2 separate regions of the Homo sapiens genome follow, and region 1 is linked to region 2. The links are chromatin loops, found by intact Hi-C in ENCODE. Cell type or tissue: transverse colon. All regions are shown on one strand. Links, peaks and the distances in the headings refer to the core of each region. The heading gives the core; the rest is flanking DNA. Region 1 holds the start of DUOX2 (dual oxidase 2). Region 2 holds the start of LOC124903481 (a long non-coding RNA gene).

Evidence for each region. Peaks named below come from ENCODE experiments on the same cell type or tissue, not always from the same donor. Only the 100,000 strongest peaks of a DNase experiment are listed, where the experiment ranks them.
Region 1: it touches region 2 in a loop (9-fold over the local background); 12 of 110 quality-filtered maps call a loop at or near these places.

Annotation. Positions count from the first base shown.
Region 1 is chr15:45,113,947-45,130,130 of GRCh38, reverse strand. DUOX2 (dual oxidase 2) reads left to right here and starts at 15,959. Exons shown (of 34, transcript NM_001363711.2): 1 at 15,959-16,158. It overlaps DUOXA2 (dual oxidase maturation factor 2), which reads right to left and starts at 15,805. Exons shown (of 6, transcript NM_207581.4): 1 at 15,379-15,805; 2 at 14,275-14,332; 3 at 13,873-14,007; 4 at 13,402-13,615; 5 at 12,826-13,040; 6 at 11,710-12,415. The coding sequence starts at 15,525. The coding sequence ends at 12,222. DUOXA1 (dual oxidase maturation factor 1) reads left to right here and starts at 252. Exons shown (of 9, transcript NM_001276266.2): 1 at 252-279; 2 at 516-671; 3 at 997-1,113; 4 at 7,088-7,263; 5 at 7,889-7,946; 6 at 8,910-9,044; 7 at 9,326-9,539; 8 at 9,811-10,028; 9 at 10,766-12,765. The coding sequence starts at 7,117. The coding sequence ends at 11,025. DUOX1 (dual oxidase 1) reads right to left here and starts at 137. Exons shown (of 34, transcript NM_175940.3): 1 at 33-137. RefSeq lists an enhancer at 11,963-12,162. In transverse colon, for the core only: a CTCF peak has its summit at 11,834 (motif pointing right); a DNase peak (open chromatin) is centred at 11,850; H3K4me3 peaks cover 1,364 bases; H3K27me3 peaks cover 7,723 bases.
Region 2 is chr15:45,175,272-45,183,271 of GRCh38, reverse strand. It overlaps SHF (Src homology 2 domain containing F), which reads left to right. Exons shown (of 7, transcript NM_001394037.1): 2 at 4,966-5,107; 3 at 7,847-8,000. It overlaps LOC124903481 (a long non-coding RNA gene), which reads right to left and starts at 4,968. Exons shown (of 2, transcript XR_007064608.1): 1 at 1-4,968. RefSeq lists enhancers at 1-171, 3,618-4,124. In transverse colon, for the core only: a CTCF peak has its summit at 3,951 (motif pointing left); DNase peaks (open chromatin) are centred at 1,152, 3,701 and 3,921.

The sequences.
Region 1 (16,184 bases), core at 7,973-15,972, 61 kb after region 2:
CGCGGGCCGGGAAAAGCCCTCCCAAATCTGACCTGCGGCCACGGCGTCACCAGAGCCCGGGACTGCAACTTGTCTCCGGCCTGGCTGCCAGCTGGGCCCGCGGAGCCCTCTCTCGTCCGGTGCCTCTGCAGCTCTGCGCCGGGACGGGCGGGGCTGGGGGTGAGGAGGGGAAGGCACGGCCCGGCTCGGCTCAGCCACGGGGCGGGGCGCAGTGGGGCGGGATGGAGTCTGGCGCCTGGGGAGGCGCGGAGGTGCTTCCAGCGGACGGCAGCGCGCGAGGTGAGACGGCGAGGGCTCCCGGGGCGCAGGTAGAGATGTTCCGTCGGTGCCGAAGGCCCGGCTAGTGCGGTTGTGTGGACGGCGAAAAAAGCAAGTCCGCCTTCACAAGTCCCATGGGGCTGGGGAGAGGGTGGGAGGCGGAGAGGGTATGGGGAGGGGAGACTCTCCTCAGATCCTCTCGACACCGTCGGGTCTGGGCTCCAAGTCCAAGGCCATCGATCACCTGCCACCCACAGACCAGGCCAGGCGTCAAAGCAAGTCACCCATCCGACCTAAACCCCTCTAAGACCCCGGAGTCACGTCTCCCTCCGGGGATCCTCGTGAGGTCTTGGGGGTCCCACCGCCCTGCGAGCCGCGCCCGCGCCCCGCCAGACCCGGAACTGCGTCGCTAGGTTTGCGCTGGAGCTGCTGGGATTGCTGGGCATGGGTGGGGGGGCGCAGAGGAGGAGGGGGGATTGGAGGGACCTCTGCGGAGCTGGCAGACCCCGGTACTACTGTCCTGGCGCACCCAGCCCTTCTCTGTACCAGGCCGGGAGAGGGAGGCGGCGCCGCAGAGCCTCGGGTGCAGTCTGAGAAGTTTGGGAGTGACTTGAAGAGTGACTGGAAGCACCCCAGACCCGGTTTGTCCGGTCACAGCCGGGTCCTTACGTGAGTTAGGAGAGGAGTGGGGGTCGGACGGGAGCCCCACTGAGAGTAAGGGCGCGCGTTTGTTCACAGAACGTCGGGACCTGGTTCCCTCTTTAATCACACCCCCGGGGGCGCTTCGTGTGAGGTTCCACGGGGGAAGGCGAGAGGCGCAGGCTGCCACACACGCACTGTTTGGAAGAGGGGAAGGTAGGGAATAGTGGTCCGGGTGTGGGTGGTGGGGGATGCGGCTGCTTAGATCTGTGCGGTCCAGGTGATTTTGGAGGGGGTCTTGAAGTGCTTGCTCCCGCCCTGGCACCTAGGGCTGCACTTCCTGCTTTCATCCAGACCAAGTTCGGATCAAGTGGGAGTTCTTCAAAGAGAGAGTTTGGTAAGAAACTGGGGAGGCAAGGAAAACCTCTTAAGGCCATAAATGCCACAAGGTTTATAGACATCGAATCGCCATCCCAGTTTAACTCGAGTCTGGATACTTTGGCTTGCATGATTCTGCACCCTTGAATTCCTTATCCACATCAGCCCTTACTGGGGAATCCTGCCTCCAATCCACTTTTCAGATCTTGTTCAATTTCTCCACTTAACTCCTATTTTTGTGCAACAACACACATATACATTCATACACAGATACACACGTACACACAGACCCCTTCCTTGAAGAGGAAAGTCTAGCACAGGAGTTCCTGACAGGGTCCCCTTAGCTAGCCACAGCTGTAAACGTTTAATGGGGTCTACCCCAATCAGAGAAAAAAGCATCACATTGCAGTAGCTGTGCATTACCAATCAGAGGTCTTGGCAACTCCAGCCATGTCACCCACTCCCCACTTGTGGAGAATTAGTGGCCCTTACTCTATAGTTTCCAGCAGATGGGGGAGGTGGGCAAGGGGGAAGACTTCAGGAAAAAAGTCCTGTCAGGCTACAAGAGAGGCCACAAGACGTTAGCACATAACTTTGAATGAAGAAGGCTGGAGGTTGTTCTAGGCTGAATTTTCTTAAAGATTGTAACTTTATGTTTTACCCACCTCTCATACACACATAGGAACTCCACTTCAACCTGTGGTAGGTAAGGATTGGGTAATTGTGTCTATAATAAGATTGAGCATAAGGAAAGTCTTCAGTACATAAGGGAGCCTGGAAAGGGAGGATGCTGCCTCCTCCTCCCTAGGCCAGGTGAGAAAGGAGGACCCTAAAGTGTGGGAAACTCCCCCCACCCCATGAGAAAGCATCCCAATTTTGTCACAGGGGCCTGGGATGAAGTCTATATTACTGAGAATGACAGTCTGGGTGGTTCTTGCGTCTGTGTCTCTGTTTATCTAAATTTGTAGGTGCATATTTGACTGTATCTTGTGTCTGCTTATTTATATCAATGTACACTGTGCATACATCCTAGTCATGGTGATGAGGTAGGGGAGGAGTGGGTCAAGTTAATATTGATATGAGATTTTCTCACATTAAAACTAATTTTACTGTCAGATGTTACTTGACGAGCCAGAAAGAAAGATGTTCCCCAGGGAAACACAAGCGTTGTAGGAAAAGCAGGACTGTGGGGTGTGGGGTCTTCTCATTTCTGTCCCACCTCTTCATGCATGAGCCCTGTTAGCTTAATAATGAAAACAAAATTAGGGTCAGGGTCATGAAAAATTAACTTTAAATTAGGCAATGCAAATAAAGGAAGACCTAAGTTATGAAATGGAACAAGAAGAAATTAAGAAAGGCAAATTTCATTTACCAACTGTTTTTTTGCTTCTGTCATCTTTAATAAATATGACATTTTGGAGAACTGGAAATAAGTTAACATTGTTCTATACTTAAAATACGAAAAGCCTTTTGTTAGTGTTTCTTTTAAGCACATGTTAATAGAAATGAAACATTCTTGTAAATTTTTTTATAACCTCCCTTTAAAATAAATGCAGGAATAATATTTAACCCTGACCAAAATACATTATATTATCTCTTATTCACATATATTAAAAATACTCCTTTTTGAACTCCAGCGTATCACATGTGTTCTTGCTGTTAGCCTCGCTTTATCTTCTATCTTATTAGCCAAGATATTTTACATTTTATAGACCTTCCTCCTATGAACTTTTATTTAAAAATATAATAGCTTCAGTCTACATGTCATAAATAAAGAATTCTTACGTCAGTAAACATCTGCTTTAAAATAAATACCACTATCACATATTTTATAAAATAATTTAATACACGAATTCTTAGTTACTCATTTCAGCTAAGATTGAGATGTATGTTTCTGATTCAATTAAACATGAAAATTCATGTTTGGGTCTTTGTTAGTCTTGGAGACTCTAACTATTGGAAGAGGCTTTCTGAAAATTTTGAGAAATTACTAAAAGTTGACAGGGTTAGTCAAATCCCTTTGTGCCCAGTCCTTAGCTCTGTATTGGTGACACTCAGTTAATATTGAATTATTAGCACAGGGCAATAAGGGAGCATAGCTCCCCCTTGTGTGCAAAATCAGAAGCCACCTGTGGGGAGAGGAACTCATTCATATTTATTCATTTGATCCAGAGCCTGATTAGTATACTCTACATCCAGGGGATGCAAAGATGGAAAGATGAAATCTCTGCCCTCAAGGAGATTACAGTCTAATTGGGAGACAGATGTTCAGACAATTAGAGTACAATGTAATCATTGTTATCATGAAGGTATGTTCAAAATGCAATCAGAATGTTCAAAGTGGGAACCTCTACATTGGCCCAGTGGCATCAGAGGAAACTTCACAGAGGAGGGAACACAAACTGAGACTTGAAGGGTGAAAAGGCATTTGCCAAGAGAGTGAGTGCATTCCAGGCAGAGGAAATAGCATATCCAAAGGTATTGAAGGCTTGAAAGAGCGTGTCAGATTCAGGGAGAGGTCAGTCATTCAGTATGGCTATAGACTAGGCTGGGCAAAAGATGGAGACAGTATAGGTGGAACCGGGTTATAAAGCACTTTATGTGGGAAAGTAAGAAGATGAGATTTTAGCCAGAGCAGAGAAGTGAAATGATTATATTGGCTTACTAGAAAAAAAATTATTTTGGAACCAGGTAAGAGAGGATGAGCTTGGGTTAGGGCAGAGGCAGTACAGAAGGAAATGCATGGATAGTTTCAAGAAATATTTAGGAGGTAAGATGGTCCAGGTGTCTGGCTTATTTGATTGACCAGTGGTGATGTTGCCAAACATACAAAGACAATAGAATAAAAAGCAGGGCAGAGACAATGAATTCCATTTGAGGGGTTGTTAAAATTTCAGGCATCAAGGGAACATCCAAGTGAAAATGTCCACAGGGTGGTTGGCCCTTTTGAGTTTGGAGCTCAGGTAGGAGGACTACCTGAAGACATTTGAGAACCATCAGCCATGGGAATGGATGAGATTGCCCAGGGAATCTGGAATACTGCTAAAAGAAGAGAGCCACCACAGATTCCTGGGGAGCATCAACATTTAACAGGGAGGAAAAAGAACTAGTAGAGGAGCCACAAAGAGATGGCCAAAAGCAGGAGCCCCTGGAGAACATGGTGTGATGGAAGTGTAAGGAGGTAAAGTTTGAGGAAAGGGGGCATGGTCTGCAGTGTTAAATACCACAGAGAGGTCAAGAAGCATGAAAAGTGAAAACTGCCCTTTGGATTTAACACTTAGTGACCTAATGGAGAAGGCAGGGATGAGGAAAAGTCAGATTGTGGTAGGTTGAAGAGATAAGGCAATGGAAATGCCAATATACACTGTTTTTTCAAAAGCCTGGCTGTGACAGGAATAGAGTAAAATAGGATGGTAGCTGGAGGGGACCAAGAAGATCAAGGGAGAAGGTTCTTTTTTTGTGTGTTCTTAAGGTGGGAAAAATTTCAGTATACCCTTGAGAGAAGGAGCCAGCAGAGAAAAAGAAGCTGGGACGCTATGATGGGAAGGGGGACAACTGATGATAAAGGTGGTGGAGAAGGCAGGCATGAATGGCTAGAGCCCAGGAGGATGGATTCGCAGAATAGGAGAGAAGAGAGACGCCTATTCCTCAGGGATGGGAGAGTTGAGTAGTTAAGAAAAAGCAAAAAAGTTCATGTTAAAACTGACACTCAGGGATTAAGTGACTTGCCCAAAATACAGGATTAGAAGTTAAAACTGTCTGTCTTTCTGTCTCTTTGCCTGACACCATGCTACTCTCACAGACAACACAAGAAGGTGGCCAGCTTAGAAGGAGAGAGGAAGGCTGGGAGCTAGGGCATATTAGGAGGATCCCAGCATTAGAACTAAAAGGGACCTGGGGATTATGAAATCCATTTACAGATGAAGAAACCAAGGACTCAAGAGGTTGTCGCTTACCTGTCCAATATGACAATATTAGTAAAGAACAGAAACTAGTCCCAGAATGGATTCCAGCTCAGGGTTCTCTTCAAAAAAGATTGGAGAGGCCGGGCACGGTGGTTTATGCCTGTAATCCCAGCACTTTGGGAGGCCAAGGATGGTGGATTGCTTGAGATCAGGAGCTCAAGACCAGCCTGGCCAACATGGTGAAATCCCGTCTCTGCTAAAAAAAACTTAAAAATTAGCTGGGTGTGATGACCCGCACTTGTAATCCCAGCTACTCAGGTGGCTGAGGCATGAGAATTGCTTGATTCTGGGAGGCGGAGGTTGCAGTGAACCAAGATGGTGCCACTGCACTCCAGCCTGGGTGACAGAGCAAGACTCTGTCTCAAACAAACAAACAAACAAAATAATGGAACATAAGAACTTAATAAAAAATTTAAATGTACTCCATTTTTTATTTACTTAAAATAAAAAAAGAGATTGAAGAAAGAGATAAATGGAGTAACAAAATGCCCCCTCTTTCCCAACTTGATAGCTTATTTGTTTCCAGTACTATTCTCAGCACTTTATATACACAATCTCATTTCATGCTCACAATGATGCTTACAAGATAGACATTACTATCTCAAATTTTTAATAAAACTGGATGTCTGTAAAGGTCAAGTAACTTGCAAGAGGCAGAGGCAGAATTCAAACCCTCTGGGGCTACTTGACTCCCAAGCTTATTCTTTCATTATAACGCTTAATAAGACAATGTGTGGTCAGACTAAATTATGGAGCCTTCTGGGCAAACTGAAACCCCAGTACAGATCACACTGCATGAAATGAGGAAAACTGGGATCATTGACTCTAAGATGCATTTTTTTTTTTTCACATTCTGACATCTCTGAAATTAGGTACATCTCACCAGCAATGGTGGCCATGGTTTAATTGGCAAGACTTTTTTTCCCCTTTATTTGTGCTAAAATAGTAGTGTGTCATGCAATCCATTCTGTCTGAGATTTAACTAAACACATTAAGTTCAGGTACCATTTTCCCAATATCCTGTCTGCAAAAGAACAAATAAGAGTCAAACAAGTTCTCAGATCAGGGGATGGGCAGAGAAGACCACAGCTAGCGTTTGAGCTGAAACTTGGCCTGGGAATTTGAATCAAAGAGAAGGGCCATTGTTGGTAATGTGTGGAATAGAAGGACATCTGGCCCCAGCACTGCCTGATAGAGGGCAGGTGCCCCTTCAGTGCTTATTTAGGTGAACTCAGTGAAGCTCAACTGTTCTGCAGTTACCAGAACAAGAGCCAGGGTGCTTGAGAAAGCTGGACAGACCTGTGTGGGCAGTGCTAGGTCTGGAATTCAGTCCTCTGATGATGTGGCTGGATTATATACTTAGCAGAGAGCTGCCTGGCCTTTGTTCCTTTGGGGACTGAGGAAGAAAGCCAATCTTTTTGTAATCTGTACCATCTTTCACCTTATGCCTTCACCTGATAATATAGCTCCTTTTATGTTCTGTGATCTATCTGTGCTAGGGGCCTGAAGGAGAGAGAAGAGAATTTTATTTCTTGAGACAGTCCCAGAAGAAACAGAGAAGCCCCCAGGGTGGTGGTAGCACTGACTTATGGAACCTGGAGGTTAAGAGAGGAGAATGGGGCAACAGAGACTGATGGCAAAGACCCTCATTCTGTCACCTAAAAGATGGGGAGATGGATGGCTGAGGGGCAGTGGAACGGTGGTAATAGCAGAGTCTGATGATGCACAAAATGTGAGCTCCAGAGAAGAGGAACCTAGTCTGGCTCATTCTGTGCTGTATCTCCAGCACTAAAAACAGTGCCAGGTACATTGAGGGCATGCAATAAATGTCTATTGTTGTTGTACAGCATTGCCCCCCCTGCACCACCTCACCAAGATGGCTACTTTGGGACACACATTCCCCTTCTATGCTGGCCCCAAGCCAACCTTCCCGATGGACACCACTTTGGCCAGCATCATCATGATCTTTCTGACTGCACTGGCCACGTTCATCGTCATCCTGCCTGGCATTCGGGGAAAGACGGTGAGAAACCCAGTCCTGGAGACCCCAGCCCAGAGAGACCTCAGCCTCAGGCTGAGGGGTTCAGAGTCTCTGACTACAACCAGGCTAAGGAAGGAGACCCCAGTGCGGAGAAAAGATAGCCACGACCCCAGGCAGAAAGCTCCCCATTCATTGATTCAGCAGTTCACTATTGAGCGCTGGTGGGGCATGGTGGCTCATGCCTGCAATCCCAGAACTTTGGGAGGCTGAAGTGGGAGGATTGCTTGAGCCCAGGAGTTCGAGGCCAGCCTGGGTTTATAGTATAGACCTCATCTCTTAAAAAAAAAAAATAGCTGGGCATCATGGTGTGCATCTGTAGTTGCAGCTACTTGGGAGGCTGAGGTGGGAGGATCACTTGAGTGGCTGCAGTGATATAAGATCGCATCACTGCCCTCCAGCCTGGGCAAGAGAGTGAGATCCTGTCTCTAATAAATAAATAAATGCATACATAAATACATAAGCACTTATTATGTGCCAGACACTCTGATTTCAATTGACCAAGTGATCTCAGCTTTAGAATTCCCGCCCCTCCCCCAAGTCTGGAAACAGGAAGGGTAGATGTGGAAGGAAGGCACTCTTTACTTAACCCACCTACCTTGTGACTCAGAGGCTGTTCTGGCTGCTTCGGGTGGTGACCAGCTTATTCATCGGGGCTGCAATCCTGGGTGAGTGCGAAGTGCAGCTGACTTGGGCTGCTGCCTCCATCCCTTCAACTCCCTCAGCAGCCTGCATCTCCTCTCCTTGTTTCCCCACAGCGGTGGGCCCTTGCTTCAGGGTGGCTTCCAGACCCTGCCCATATGCTTCTCTCACCATGGCCTTATCTCCCCACTCTTACCCTTGCCTGGAGAGGTGTCACCCTGGAAAACAAGCTGGATGCATCTCCTCAACCTTCCTAACACTTTTATTCGGGGGAAAGGAGGTCAAAATGAATGTCTGTGGGGAGAGGGCCCCAGAAAGGAAGGGAGGAAATGGGAAACAGCTGTTTGCTTTAGTTTGGTGATGAGGCAAATAGGAGAGATGAAAGTCTCCGTGAGGCCGGGCACAGTGGCTCATGCCTGGAATCCCAGCACTTTGGGAGGCTGAGGTGGGTAGATCACCTGAGATCAGGAGTTCGAGATCAGCCTGACCAACATGGGGGAAACCCCATCTCTACTAAAAATACAAAAAATTAGCTGGGCATGATGGCAGACACCTGTAATCCCAGCTACTCGGGAGGCCGAGGCAGGAGAATTGCTTGAACCCGGGAGGCGGAGGTTGCAGTGAACCAAGATGGTGCCACTGCACTCCAGCCTGGGAGACAGAGCAAGACTCCGTCTCAAAGAAAGTTTTTGTTGAAGCTATCTGCGTTTGCCTTGCCTGGCATGGTTTTGGTTCATGTTTCCTTCCCAGCTCCCTGAGTGACTCTCCCTAAAGCAGGGAGAAAGGGAGGGAAGAGGTAAACAGAATATGGCCAAGGGAAATCCCACACATGTGGTTGGCAGACTTACCATGAGCCAGACCCTGGCTAGTTAACGGGTATCCAGTTATGACCAAAACAGACATGGACCCCTTGTATTTCTCCTTCTGACTCTAACCTAGTAATGCCCAGTCATCTCTGAGTTCCCATATGTCCAACTCCCCAACCACAGCTGTGAATTTCAGTTCTGAGTGGTCTGTGGGCCAGGTCAGCACCAACACATCATACAAGGCCTTCAGTTCTGAGTGGATCAGCGCTGATATTGGGCTGCAGGTCGGGCTGGGTGGAGTCAACATCACACTCACAGGTGAGGGAGGGCTCTTACCTGTGGTGGGGGGGAAGGCTCTGCCATCTTTGGGATCTATGTTTGGTGTGGTCAAAGAGCTATAGGATGCCTGGCACAGGGGCTGGGAGGATGTGTGAGGTGGGAGGTCAGAGGCATGGTAGGAAGGGAAATTCAGGGCCTTGGAAGCTACCTTCTCTCAGTTGAGACCACTTCCTGTCCCTCTGCCCAGTGTGGGTGAGTCCCTACCTAGGCCCCACTCTGGCCCTTGGGTTCCTGCTGAGCAGAGCTGCCTTGTGCCCTAGGGACCCCCGTGCAGCAGCTGAATGAGACCATCAATTACAACGAGGAGTTCACCTGGCGCCTGGGTGAGAACTATGCTGAGGAGTATGCAAAGGCTCTGGAGAAGGGGCTGCCAGACCCTGTGTTGTACCTAGCTGAGAAGTTCACTCCAAGAAGCCCATGTGGCCTATACCGCCAGTACCGCCTGGCGGGACACTACACCTCAGCCATGCTATGGTGAGGATGGGAAGGAGACGGGGTGGAGGCCCTGGTAGCCTAGATTCAGGAACAGGGTTTCTACCCATCTCTCCTCCACTCATGTGGGTATCTCAGGTGGGGTGGCCTGGCACCAGTCCCCATGGTGCTGGCTTGGGAAGTCCATGGGAAGGAATCCCTACCTCATATCTTTGGGTCACTCTTGGGTCCCTGAACCTCCGCCTGGGCCCATCCAAATTCACCAGCAGGTAGAAGTACCTGGGCCAGTCCTCACTGGGTCCTGGCTCTCCAGGGTGGCATTCCTCTGCTGGCTGCTGGCCAATGTGATGCTCTCCATGCCTGTGCTGGTATATGGTGGCTACATGCTATTGGCCACGGGCATCTTCCAGCTGTTGGCTCTGCTCTTCTTCTCCATGGCCACATCACTCACCTCACCCTGTCCCCTGCACCTGGGCGCTTCTGTGCTGCATACTCACCATGGGCCTGCCTTCTGGATCACATTGACCACAGGTAAGACCCAGCCCTAAAGACAAGCACTAGAAGTCTCAAGGCCAGGGAGGGAGGGCCTGGGGGCATCATGTCGGTAGAGTTGAGGGTCTGTTCCTGGAGGCCAGGATGGCTTTGCCCTCTTTAAAGTCCCACCCTCTTGTATCTCTTATCTCCTGATTTTCTCTCCCCAGTGCCACTTCCCCCCCCTCCTCAGAGATGCCCACTCCCTTGTATCTTCTCTGTCTCTGTCATCCCCTAACTCTCTTCACCCAGCTGCTTCTAAAATCTTCCAACCCCCTGTCCCCTCTTGCTTCCTCCAAATACCCTTCTCTGGGTCCCCATTCTTAAACCCTTCCCTGTCCTGCCTTACACATCCCTAAATTGTCCTGCAGTCTTATTCTCCTCTCCTGTCCCGCTGTCTACTCCCTCATGTGCCTCCTCATGCCTCCTCTGTGCCCTGCCCTTCCCCAGGGTTTTTTTCTTTTCTCTCCCTATTTTCAGAGTTCTCCCTCTCCCCCTTTCTCTCTCTCTCTCTCCCGGGATATAACAGAAGGAGCACTGGGCTTGGAGTCTGGAAACTTAGGACAACAGAGCCACACCAGCCACATGCCCCTCAGCCAGTCACCTCTCTGAGCCCAAGTTGCCCTGAAGCAGGGGCTCTAGGCTTCCCTTAGAGTTGTTCTGACACTCCCAGGGGAAGATATCCTCGGCAGGTGTTACTAGCACTAAGGTGGGACAATTGTTGCCCTCATCTCCAGGACTGCTGTGTGTGCTGCTGGGCCTGGCTATGGCGGTGGCCCACAGGATGCAGCCTCACAGGCTGAAGGCTTTCTTCAACCAGAGTGTGGATGAAGACCCCATGCTGGAGTGGAGTCCTGAGGAAGGTGGACTCCTGAGCCCCCGCTACCGGTCCATGGCTGACAGTCCCAAGTCCCAGGACATTCCCCTGTCAGAGGCTTCCTCCACCAAGGCATACTGTAAGGAGGCACACCCCAAAGATCCTGATTGTGCTTTATAACATTCCTCCCCGTGGAGGCCACCTGGACTTCCAGTCTGGCTCCAAACCTCATTGGCGCCCCATAAAACCAGCAGAACTGCCCTCAGGGTGGCTGTTACCAGACACCCAGCACCAATCTACAGACGGAGTAGAAAAAGGAGGCTCTATATACTGATGTTAAAAAACAAAACAAAACAAAAAGCCCTAAGGGACTGAAGAGATGCTGGGCCTGTCCATAAAGCCTGTTGCCATGATAAGGCCAAGCAGGGGCTAGCTTATCTGCACAGCAACCCAGCCTTTCCGTGCTGCCTTGCCTCTTCAAGATGCTATTCACTGAAACCTAACTTCACCCCCATAACACCAGCAGGGTGGGGGTTACATATGATTCTCCTATGGTTTCCTCTCATCCCTCGGCACCTCTTGTTTTCCTTTTTCCTGGGTTCCTTTTGTTCTTCCTTTACTTCTCCAGCTTGTGTGGCCTTTTGGTACAATGAAAGACAGCACTGGAAAGGAGGGGAAACCAAACTTCTCATCCTAGGTCTAACATTAACCAACTATGCCACATTCTCTTTGAGCTTCAGTTCCCAAATTTGCTACATAAGATTGCAAGACTTGCCAAGAATCTTGGGATTTATCTTTCTATGCCTTGCTGACACCTACCTTGGCCCTCAAACACCACCTCACAAGAAGCCAGGTGGGAAGTTAGGGAATCAACTCCAAAACGCTATTCCTTCCCACCCCACTCAGCTGGGCTAGCTGAGTGGCATCCAGGACGGGGGAGTGGGTGACCTGCCTCATCACTGCCACCTAACGTCCCCCTGGGGTGGTTCAGAAAGATGCTAGCTCTGGTAGGGTCCCTCCGGCCTCACTAGAGGGCGCCCCTATTACTCTGGAGTCGACGCAGAGAATCAGGTTTCACAGCACTGCGGAGAGTGTACTAGGCTGTCTCCAGCCCAGCGAAGCTCATGAGGACGTGCGACCCCGGCGCGGAGAAGCCATGAAAATTAATGGGAAAAACAGTTTTTAAAAAACAAAAGAAAAAAAGGTTTATTTACAGATCGCCCCAGGAGACTTTCCCTGGTGCCTGCGGATGTCCGAGGCCTCGCGCCAGCAGCGCTCAGTGCCCTTCCTGGAGCTCTCCTGGCCCAGGCCTGGCGGGCACTGCTTCCCGGCCTGCGATGTCCCAAGGCGGGGAAGGAGTCCAGATTGGGTCCCCCTCACAGGTTAGTGGTGATACATTTTAAGTCTGGGAGAGCGGCCTGCTTGTGCAGTGGGTCGCCGAGGATAAGAGGTGAGCCCCCTCTCTCCTGGCTGCAGTCCTTGGCGCTTTGGTCCAGAAGGGTGCGAAGAGCGCTGGGCCGAACATACTGGAGACTCACCACGGCCCCTCCGAGGAAGAGGCACAGGACGCCTGTGGCGGTGGGGATCGAAAGAAAGGAGGGCATGTGGAGTCAGGGCTATGTTGCCCAGGCTGGTCTCGAACTCTGGCCTCAAACGACCTTCCTGCCTCGACCTCCCAAAGTGCTGGGATTACAGGCGTGATGCCCGGGCCTTCTTCCATCTTTTGGAGCCTACCCCTTGTGTTACCTCCCGCCACACACCTCTAATCTGAATTACATGAAACACGGCAAGACACCAAACCCTTCTGAGCCCCCCACTTTTCATCTGTAAAATGGTCATAACAGTGCCTGTTTCTGCGAACTATTGAGAGGGGCAAATAGGGTAATAGATGTGAATTCATTCTGTAAACTGGAAAGTGCACACCCGGTGTGAATCCTGTCTCCACCCTTAGCCCCCGGGGCCCATTCTCTCGGTCCTCACCGGTTGCCAGCGTGACCCAGAAGGCGGCGCCGTACTGAGTGGTGAGCGCGGAGGAGCCTAGGCGGAGCGGGCAGAGCGGCACGCTAGAGATGGAGGCCAAGGCGAAGACCCCGAAGAGCGCGAAGGCTCCGGTGGTCAGCAGTGCCAGGCCTCCGTAGAGCGGGGCCGGCGTGGAGAGCAGCACGTTGGAGAGGAGCCAGAAGCAGAACGCCACCCTGCCGGGGAGTGGGGGGACCCGCTGTGAGCGGGCTTCTCCCAGCCCACCGGGGTTCCCACAGCTGCGCTCTTCTTTATCCCTACCCCAGCGTCAAAGCCAGGGACTGGGATGGCAGCGGTGCAGGGGAATTCCCCGGGGGAGAAGCGGGCTCCTGAGGTCCAGGCGGTGGCTGGAGTCTCTCCGGATTCCGTCTGTGCAGATCTCGTGGATCTTCTAACCCGCGAGGCTGTCATGCCCACCCCGAGCGCGTCGGGTCTGGCTGCAGCTGCTCAGCGCCTCCGAGGCCTGCATCCTCCCGCTCATACGGCCCAGCTCCTGGCACACACACACGTGCACACAGCCTTCCCTCCAGCACTTACCATAGCGTGGCCGAGGCGTAGTGTCCCGCCAGGTGGTACTGGTGGTACAGGCCGCAAGGGCTACTCGGTGTGAACTTCTCCGCCAGGTAGAGCACTGGGTCCGGCAGCCCCTTCTCCAGTGCGTTCGCGTACTCCGCGGCGTAATTCTCTTTCAGACGCCAGGTGAACTGCTCGTTGTAGTCAATGGTCTCGTTCAGCTGATGCACTGGGGTCCCTGTGGGGTGAGGCGGGCTCATGGGGCTGCCCGCGGTCGGAGACCTCGCAACTAAGCGGATTCAGACAGGAAAGTGGGGGTGTGGCGCTCTCGGCGGGAGAAATGGGTTCGGTGGTGGTTGGAGAAAACGCAAATCCACGAGGACCACAAGCTATTTGAGCTTGTGGGATGTGAGAGGCCCTCCAGCTATCCCTGACACACTCACCTAACCGGGGATCTCCCAGCTCCAGGAGTTCATTTAGCCCCAGCCCCCTCACCTGTGAGTGTAATATTAATGCCCTCCAGGCCCACGAGCAGACGGACACGGGCTGTAACGCGCGCTGCGCTGAAGGCTTTGTAGGATGTGTTGGTGTTCACTGTACCCACGAACCATTCTGCACTGAAGTGCACAGCTGTAGGGAAAGGCACACGGTGGGGGTGGGATGAGGGTGGGAAAATGGAATTAGAGAGTGGTATGGGAGGTGGGACACTGCAGAGAGATGGGGACTTAGAGGTCCAATGTGGTTGCATGGTAAGGGCCAAAAAGTGGGCCCTAGAAGGAGCTGGAGAGTGGGAAGAGGGAGCAGAAAACCAACCCCAGTTCCCTATTGTCCCAGGTGCCCTCTGCCCACCTCCTTCCTCACCCCGTCCTCTCCCCATGGGCTGCACCACACACTCACCCACAATTTCTGCGCCTATGAACAGACTGAGAAGAACTCTCACCAACCAAAACCAGCGCTGCAGGAATAGGCACCCGGGTCAGGCCTGAGCCCTGCCAAACCAGAGTCCCCAAGACCACCCTTGACCCCACTTCACCTGGATCTTTAGTTATATCCAGACTTTTGAGACTAATGTTAGGCACGCTTTTCCTGCAAGTCCCTCTGGGCTACTGGCATTTCTGATATTTTGTGACCACGCACTTTCACCTCCCTAGCCCCATTTCCCATCTACCCTAACAGCACCTCCCCTCCACCCCCACTTCCTGGCACTCTTCCACCACCTTCACTCCCCTAGCTGTCTGGCGCCTGGTCCTGGTTCTGCCTCCTGGTCCAGTCACTGCTTGGTGAGGCTCAGTGAGTCCAGAAGTGCTAGGCACGCAGGGGTCACCTCCCTCAGAAGAGGGAGGCCCCAGCCTGATCTCCGAGGGGAGGAGGTGGGAATGCAGATACTCCTAGGTGCACCAGTTCCAGGGAAAGCAACACAGATTAAGATGCAGAAAAGCTGGGTCCTCCCAGAACTGAAAAATGCACAACCTAGGTTCTGGGAGAGGGGGAAAGTCTAAGACAATGCACCCAGTTGGCTCCAACTTCTAATCCAATGTGGGAGTCTCAGTCCTGAGGATGAGGCACCCATACACATGTGTCTCAACCCAGTGCAAAGGGGAACACTGCAGTCTGAGCTGCTGGCATCTGTCCTTTTGGCCTGAAGGTCATCACCCACCGGATGGGATGAGAGTGCAGCTTTAGTCCTGGGAGAGGTGGGAGGCCCTCCAGCACAAGAAGCCTAGACTGTTCCTCAGGATTACTGGACTGGGTGCCCATTCTCTGCAGCAGCCTTCCCAAGGACCCAGCTGGGGTCCTTCTCCAGGATATCCTGGATGGGGAGCTCTCCCTATCCTTGGAAAGGGGTGCTTGCTGCACCAGACTCCTGACTTCACTCCACCTGAGCCTCAATTCGACTATTCATGGAGGCTCTTGTACAGTCTTACCTGTCCTGGGTCCCTCAGGAGACAATCTGCCCATGAGCCTTCCCCCACTCTACCTGCACTATGAGGACACCCTTACCGAGTGGCCACGGATCCCCGGCAAGATGAGCAGGAAGCTTGCTGCTAGAGCCAAAAACACTAGAATAACGATGAGCAGTGGAACGCTGAAGCCTGCGGCATGCCGGGGCTGGGGGTAAAAAGGCAGTACGCCGTTCCACAGGGTCATGCTGCACGCCGGCCGAGTGCTGCACGCAGGCGGGCAGGCAAGCCAGCAAGCTGGGGCTGCCTGGACGCGGGAGAGCGCGTCCTTGGCGTCTCTTTGCGTACAAGGCTGGGACCGAGTGGGCTGGTGAAGTCTGAGTCCTGCACCTCTCCGTTAAGGAAGCGTGGAGGTGGGCTGCTCTCAACGCTCTGGGGTTGGTACCGACAGAGTTTTTCTAGCCGGCGAGCGAAACTATTTCTCACTGTCTGTAGCCGTTACTTTCCTGGTTCTGCGGGTTGGCGCTGAGTTTGGAAGTCGCGCGGGACCCCTTTTATAGCAGCGTGGGCGACGTGCCACACGGGTGTCCCAGCCCAGGGGCTGGTCTGAGCTGGAAGAGGTTGTGCAAATAAGGGCCCCACCTCCACGGCAGGAGGGTGAGCCCTAGGTCCAGATGCTCACACTGGCGCAGGTCTGTCCTGAGCCGACACCTGCACAGTGGCGAGACCAAGGACCCAGAGAGAAAGGTGAGAGTGCAGCCGGGGAGGCTGAGGATCGGCGGAGCTGGAAGAGTGAGGGTGAAGGCAAGAAGTAGAGCACAGAAGCAAAGATTTTAAGAGGAAAGAAGACATCTGAACCCAACACCACCCTAAACCACAGGTTAGACCAGAGTTTGGGATCTGACC
Region 2 (8,000 bases), core at 1-8,000:
TTATAAATGGGGAAACCAGAGCACAGGAATGCTGAGTCACACTTGCACGGTTTCTCAGCCAGCAGGTGGTAGAGTGAGCCCAATGCCTGGACCCTCAGCACCTACCAGCAGGTGCCTGGCAGAGAAGAGGTATTCACTAAGCATTTGCTAATGAACAAGAGGAAGCAGACTCTTAGGGAAGGAATGAGGGGTGTGTTCTGTACTGAGTTTACTACTTCCTGAATGCTGGGGACCACCACTTGCTACCCAATCCCAAGGTGACACCAGACACACCCAAGGGTCTTATGAGGGTTGCTAGGATCTACTGCATGTCTGTAATGTTTAACTGTTTTATGAACATGGCATTGTTCTTGTAATTAGAAAAGGGAAAGACATTTGTTTTATGTCAAGGGATTTCTCAGATAAAATAGGAGAAGGACATTCCAATAAGCAGGAACAATGGGTATAAAAAGTTTGATCTCGAGGAAGGTAAGTAATGTACCATTTCCCAAACTGTGACAGGTTAATAGGTTTTCAGTGACAAAGGGCTTCCATGGTTAAATATTTTTGGGAAATTACAGAATTAAACAAAAGTAGACTGATTTCTTTGCTGCAGGACTCCTTAGATTTAAAGTGTATTTTAAATCTACAAATAGAGGAGAGAAGATGCTGCATTTTCCAAATGTTTGAAAAATCTATGATAACATACTACAAGTCAGGAGGCCAGGGTCCCTATCTTGTCTCTGCTGCTGACAAGCTGCATACCCTGGACAAGCATCTAAACTCTGAGGCCTTAATACCTGAATAGAAAAGATTATCCTCAGAGCTAACATTTATTCAGCACTGACTCCATGCCAGCCTCTGGGCTAAGAACTTTTACAAATTCATTTTCCTCTTCCCAACCCTATGATATGGGTACTATTACCATCCTTTTTCTACAGATAAAAAGACAGAGGTCTACACATAAAAAGAGGTTTCCAGACACTCAATGTAAACTAAAGAAACAGAGGAAAGGGGCAGTGGGAGACTTTGGGGACCTTCCAGAGCAAGGCACACATTGTAACGTGTGCCCCTCTTGCTCCTCCTGGATCCACACCCTCTGGAGCCCCGTGGTGGGGGTCAGGGATGTGTTGCATGGCCCAATTGCAGAGTGGAAGAGGAACCAGATGGCAGGCCTGCTAGCTACCACAGGAGAGGCTTGAGCAGGAAGGAGATTCAAAGTATGACAGCTGCTCTGGGAGGGGTAATGCCCAATTGGAACAGACACAATATAGCAGAGTCCTGGAGGCACCCTGCTGGGTGGCAGGAAGGAGAGGGATGGGATCCTCTGGGTAGTAGCTACTTTACTAGTTTGGAAATCTTTCAGCATTTCAGCAGCATTCTGGCTATATCAGAGAATGTGCCTAAATACCAGCCGTGGTTTTATTTTTTATTTATTTATTTATTTTTAAGTTTTGAAAGTCTTTAATTTCACCCCTCCGCCGTGGTTTTAGGTGTCTTCCCCAAAGGTCCTTTGCGGACAATTCCTCCCTTTGGCCTTTGCGCCAGAGTCTTTGATTTCTATTCAGATGTAGATCTGCTGAGAGCCTGATCCTGCAGCCATTAGAGGTCAAGGTGAATGGGGATCTGAAAGGTGATGTCACTCCAGAGGATGGAGTCTGGAGAGGACGCCTGTTGAGCGTCCCTTAGTATACATTGAGTACCTACTGTGTGCCAGCCCTGAGATTGATGCAGGATACAGTAGTGAGCACATCAGAGTGGGGCAAAGGGACCATAAACAAAATAACAAATTAGGGTAGGTCAAAGGGGTCGGAAGCCTATAGGAGCAGCTTCCTCCACTAAGCAGTCTATCCTGGGGACCTAGAAGCCACAGGAAAGCAGGCCTGGGTTCTGCCCAGGAACTTCTATGCCCAGGGTGGGTGCCTGTCCTGCCATCCTTCCCAACTGGCATCTCTGCTGCTGCTCCCAACTCCCAGCCCTGTGGGCGGCTCCTTTGGGCATCCCAGCCCAGGGCGTGGGGCCGGGGCTTCCTGGAGCTGGGTGTGGAGCCAGGAATGGAACAGAGGAGCCATTGAGCTGCCCACAGAGTTGCCACCTGGGTGCCCATGGGCACTGCAGGCTAGAGCTGAGGAGGCCCACGCCAGCCTCGGAGGGGTCGCAGCTCTGGGCATGGGCCCAGGACTTGGGTAAGAAGGGTGCTGCCTGCAGGCTTGGTGAGGGAGAGGCCGAAGGGGCTCTATGGAGTGGAGGATTAGGGGTGGGGAGACTATCGGGGGTTGGATCAGGCACCTCTGCTGACCAAGCAGCTTCTGGTGACACAGCTTCACTTGGAAAGACTGTCCCCTCATATGATCCCACCCAATCCAGATTTGTGCTTCCTCTCCTGAATGAACAAGGAAAAGTACTTCCTTTGTCCATTCTTCCTGTTTTATGTGAATGGAGTTAACACTGTCAGGAATTTGAAAGTAAACATGGTTCCTGCCCTCAGGAAGCTCACAGTCTGCAGGAAGACATGGAACAAAACAAACATTTACCATGCAGTGTGATAATAGCCCAGCACAGAGACACCTAACAGGCCTGGGAGGTGTATGGAAAGGCTTTCTGAAGAAATAATCTATAAGAGTTAGCTCTTGAGGAGGAAGGGGAAAGTGATCCAGGCAGAGGGAAAGCCTTTGAAGTAGAAAGAACATGCAGCTTTCTGGTAACAAAGTGATCCAAGGTGAGTAGAGAGAAACTAAAGAGGAAAGTGGAAGCTTTCAAATCTCTTCAACTGCAGACTTTTTCCTGAAGCACTGGAGAGCCATCGCAAGGTTTATGGATAACGTGTTGGTTGAGTCAGACACTGTTAAGCAGCTGCCACAAGAGTGTGATGCTGGCTGCCGACTGACAGAATCACCGAAGGTGGGCTGACCACAGAGCCGCCTTGGTCAAGGGGTGGGGCTGTGGGTGCCAGTTGGCCTGGGAGGAAGCAGCTTGGGCGGGTAGGGGTGAGTGGATTTATTTTCTCTACTTCCTGGCAGAAGGAGGACTAGGGGTGAAGGGCTCCAAGGGGAGATAGGCGATGATCAAGGAGAAACATTTGTCTAGTGCCTACTGTATGCCAGGTGCTTACTGGAGCTGGAAAGACAAAAACAACAAAGAGCTCCAGATATGAATAGTCCAGTGGTGGTAATTGGATGATCTGAGATGGTGGTTATCCCACAAGCAGGCAGAGACGCAAAGGAGGTTGTAAAGGAGCTGAGGGCATGAATAGAACAAGGTGGGAGCTGAAGACCCCAGATGAGACAGTAGGAGCCATTGGGAGGTACCTCAGAGGGAATAGCAAGGTGGAAGGAACATGCAGAAGGGGTCTCCGAGGTGAAGAGGTTCCTTTCTTCATCTCTGCCTTGCTAGGGGTCACCATTCCCAGTTGCTCTAACCCAGAGCAGGCCAGTCACCCCACGGCCTCCCAGCCCAGCTGGCTCCTACAGCCCTGGTCTGGCTCAGAATCAAAGCCTAGACTGAGATTTAGGGAAAGGCAAGAGTGGCCTCTCCCCATGCTGCAGGCCCTGGAGCCACCTCCTGTCATCGCCTGTCAACCCAGTGGTGCAGTGCTCCTGGGGTGCTGGCAGCCCTGGGTGAACCGGGCTCAGTCTCTGCCTCAGCCAGCGCCCCATCAGGAGAAGCCCAAGCCCAGCTTGGAGAAAGGTTCTATTGTCCTCAGCTGCGCCCCGCCCTGAGCACCTTGAGTGCCTCTTCGGAGTGTGTGGTTTGCAGTTCACTGTGCGATGAATGGCAGCAGGCATAGAGGAGTGGCCGTGAGCCCACTTGTGTGGGAGAAAGGGGCAGCGTAGGAAGTGAAGGGCCAAAGTGAAGCCTTTCCTGTCCCTGCCCTCCAGGAGCCACAGGGACTTCAGCACAACTTCAGGTCTGTCCCAAAGCCGGCTCCAGCATTCTCTCTCCCAGGACAGCCAAGATGCCCCCTGGTGGCAGGTTGGCAGCCTTTTGCACAAAGGGCATGGGTTCCAATCACCTGGTTCCTCCACTTACGTAGAATGGTCCTGGACATGTTCCCTAACTTCCTTGAGCCTCTGACTTCTTAAAATGGGGACAGTAATACCCACATGACAGGGATGTTGTGAGGATCCGTCAGCAGAACTGAAAAAGTGACTACTCAGTCTTCCCTTCCTTGATGCTCAGCAGCTGTTTATTTGTTCACCATCTGGAAGCGCCCTTGTAGGCATGGACCATGCTAATCTCTGAGTTGTCTCACTATTCTTTGCTTGCTCTTTGAACTCTTCCAACACCTTTGTAACTGTTTCTCTGAAGTAATTCCCTTTGTTGAACCACCTGGTGTAAGCTATGGTCCTGCTTGGACCCTGACTTGAGGCAGGCCCTATGGCCCAGTAGCCTCCTCCTGGCCATTTAGCCTAGGAGATGGCCTAGAGGCACAAAATTAGTGGAAAAGATGTACCACTTGGGGCCGGGCGCGGTGGCTCACGCCTGTAATCCCAGCACTTTGGGAGGCCAAGGCGGGCAGATCACAAGGTCAAGAGATTGAGACCATCCTAGCCAACATGGTGAAACCCCATCTCTACTAAAAACACAAAAATTAGCTGGGCTTGGTGGTGCGTGCCTGTAGTCCCAGCTACTCGGGAGGCTGAGGCAGGAGAATGGTGTGAACCCGGTAGATGGAAGTTGCAGTGAGCCGAGATCACGCCACTGCACTCCAGCCTGGGTGACAGAGTGAGACTCTGTCTCAAAAAAAAAAAAAAAAAAGAAAGAAGGAAAGAGGTACCACTTGGTTGGCAGCCTAGTAGGGGAGCCCTGCAAAGGAAGAGCCAGAGCTTGTCCCCATCCAAGCTCAGAGCCTTCCTTTGAGTACCTGGGGGTCTGGGTCGAAGGCAGCCTACTTGGGACTCTTGCTCCCATGGACAGAGTACCTTGGGAGAAGCAGAGTTGCCTCTCTGCTCCCTGAAGCCCACTCTCTTCACTCTCCTCCCACAGCTAGCTATCCTAGAAGACTATGCGGACCCGTTTGATGTTCAGGAGACTGGCGAAGGCTCAGCAGGAGCTTCAGGAGCCCCAGAGAAGGTCCCTGAAAATGATGGCTACATGGAGCCCTATGAGGCTCAAAAGATGATGGCCGGTGAGTGACAGGGGCAGGGGAGGTGCTCCCTGAGGCCTGGGCTCTGCAGAACAGGCTTTGCGACTCACAAGTCTAAGGACTGATTCTTTGGTCCCTGGAAAATATGGAGAAAGTCTTTTCCAGGTCCTTAGGGAGGATGGTCATTGCCTTTCAGAGTCATTTTGGAGAAGCAGCTGTGACCTGTGAGACCTGAAGTGGTATAGGAGGCCACACAACTGAAGTTCAGATAGAAGTATTCAAGATAGGAAGGAAAAGAGTGGTGAGGGCTGGGAGGATCAGTGATCCCAAAAAGAGAACCACTAGCCTTGGGAGGGGGGATGAGTTTGAAATGAAACATCTTCATGGCAGTTGGAGAAAGATGACTAGAAATACAGTTACAGTGGGTGCCATGAGCCTGGGCAAGTAGTCCAAAGAGTGAGGCTAGAGAGAAAAGAGTAAGATCTGGTCTTGGGAACAGAGGCTGAGAGACAGTCCAGGGGAAAGAGATCAAATAGGGGAGATCAGAGAGGACAGGGTGGGTCTGTCCAAGCCACGGCCCTGAGGCAGGGTGAGAGGAAGTTTGTTCAGGAGCAAATGATGTTAGTGCTGGGTGTGCATGGGAACCTAGATGAGAGAGTCCGAGAGGGGCGGAGCAGTGCTTCATAGGCTGGAATGAGGTATCTGGACTTGCTTCAAAATGGGGAGTGGAGCCATGATGAATTCTTGAGCAAGAGAGGAACAGGATGAAAATGTCAGCTTTATTACTGATAAAGTTGATTAGAGAACATTACTTATGTTCACTGCAATGGGCTTATGTGTCATCACAATGGGCTTCTTAATACTTCACCACAGAATTAAACTTGCCCAATCAGGCTTGGGCAACTCAGTAGGCCTAGTGGGGGAACCCTGCAAAAGAAGAGCCAGAGCTTGTCCCCATCCAAGCTCAGAGCCTGCCCTTGGGTACCTGGGGCTCTGGGTCAAAGACAGCACAGGAGCAGGCCACTGACTGCATGAACCAGAATGTTCTTTCTCTTCAGGAAAAGAGAGTGTGCATTCACTGACCAATACAATAAACTGCTCTTCCTACTTGGGAGAGGTGGTAAGGGAGGCAGAGAGTGGTCAAGAATATCCCAGGACTATTATTCCATGGAGCTCTTGGAAACACAAGCCTGCAGAATGGAGGTTCACCCTAGCAGTAATCTATATACGGAAAGATGAGGGTGAAGGTCACTGGGTATTGGCAAAGAACAGATGGGATTTGAAGAATGAAGGAGGGCCAGGTCCAAGGAGAACAGTGTAGTAGACAGAAATGGAGAAAGTGAGAAGCTGACTACCCCATTTAGGTCAGAGGGTGTGGAACCCAGGAAGCCCCCATGAATGCCCTGAAATTATATGTGAAAATATGGGAGCACATTTTTTGGGGGAGTAGCTCCATAGCTTTTATCATATTTTCACTGGGGTCAGTGATCCCAATAAAAGAACTACTAGCTTTGGAGAAGGTGGTCAGTTTGAAACAATGGTATGTCAAAGCGAAAGGTCTTTATGGCAATGGACCCAAATGACTGGAAATACAGATGCAGCAAGTGCCATGAGGCTGGGCATACAGTTCAAGGAATTAGGATAGGGAAAAATGCATAAGACCTAGTCTTGGGAAAGAGAGGCCAAGAGAGGATCTAGGGAGAGGCCAAATGGGGGTGATCAGAAAGAAAGTCTTTGCCGGGTCCGTGGGGAGGATGGTCACTGCCTTTCCAATAGTCATTTTGGAGAAGCAGATGTGACTTGTGTGACCTGAAGTGGTACAGGAGGCCACACAACTGAAGGTCAGATATTAGCATTCGAGATAGTCAGGAAGGACAAAATAATGGTGAGGGCTGGGTCAGTGATCCCAAAAAGAGAACCAATTAGCTTTAGAGAAGGTGATGAGTTTGAAACCATGGAATGTCAAAGTGAAAGGTCTTTATGATGATGAACGTAACTTGTCGAAGGGAAAGTTTCAAGGAGCGGGTGGTCCACAGTGTCTGGGCAGCAAAGAATAATTCTGTGATTGTCAAATGATATCACTTGCGGGCTGGGTGTGGTGGCTAATGCCTGTAATCCCAGCACTTTGGAAGGCCGAGGCAGGCAGATCACCTGAGGTCAGGAGTTTGAGACCAGCCTGGCCAACATGGTGAAACCCCCCATCTCTACAAAAATACAAAAATTAGCCGGGCATGATGGCGGATGTCTGTAATCCCAGCTACTCAGGAGGCTGAGGTGGGAGAATCGCTTGAACCGGGGAGGCGGAGGTTGTAGTGAGCCGAGATCGTGCCATTGCACTCCAGCCTGGGTGAGAGAGCAAGATTCCGTCTCAAAAAAAAAAAAAAAAAGAAAAGAAAAAGAAAAAAGGAATGATATCATTTGGGACAGAAGGAAACAAATGGAGCTTGGCATCAGGGAGGAAGTGGACAACGGGAGGGTTGTGCCTCAGTTTCCTAAACTCATAAATTTTAGCTACCCAGCCCTCGCTGGCTGTTGCAGGATCCTTTTCCTGTCTTTTACTCTAGTGCCCACCTGCCCTTGCCTTCATTGGCTCCCTTGCTTTTAGAGACCCAGAAGTGTTTTGAGGGTGAGGAACCCAGGATGTGTGGTTGCTGAGCTCCCCCCAGAGCCAGGGCATCTCCTCTGAAGGAGGCCTGGCTTGTTGCTGAGAAGCATTGGAGGAGGGGAGCCAGAAAGCCAAGGCTGAACCCTCACCTTTCCCTTCCTGCCCTGCTCCGGCAGAGATCCGGGGCTCCAAGGAGACAGCAACTCAGCCCTTGCCTCTGTATGACACACCCTATGAGCCAGAGGAGGATGGGGCCACCGCGGAAGGTGAGGGGGCCCCCTGGCCCCGGGAGTCCCGCCTGCCAGAGGATGATGAGAGGCCCCCTGAGGA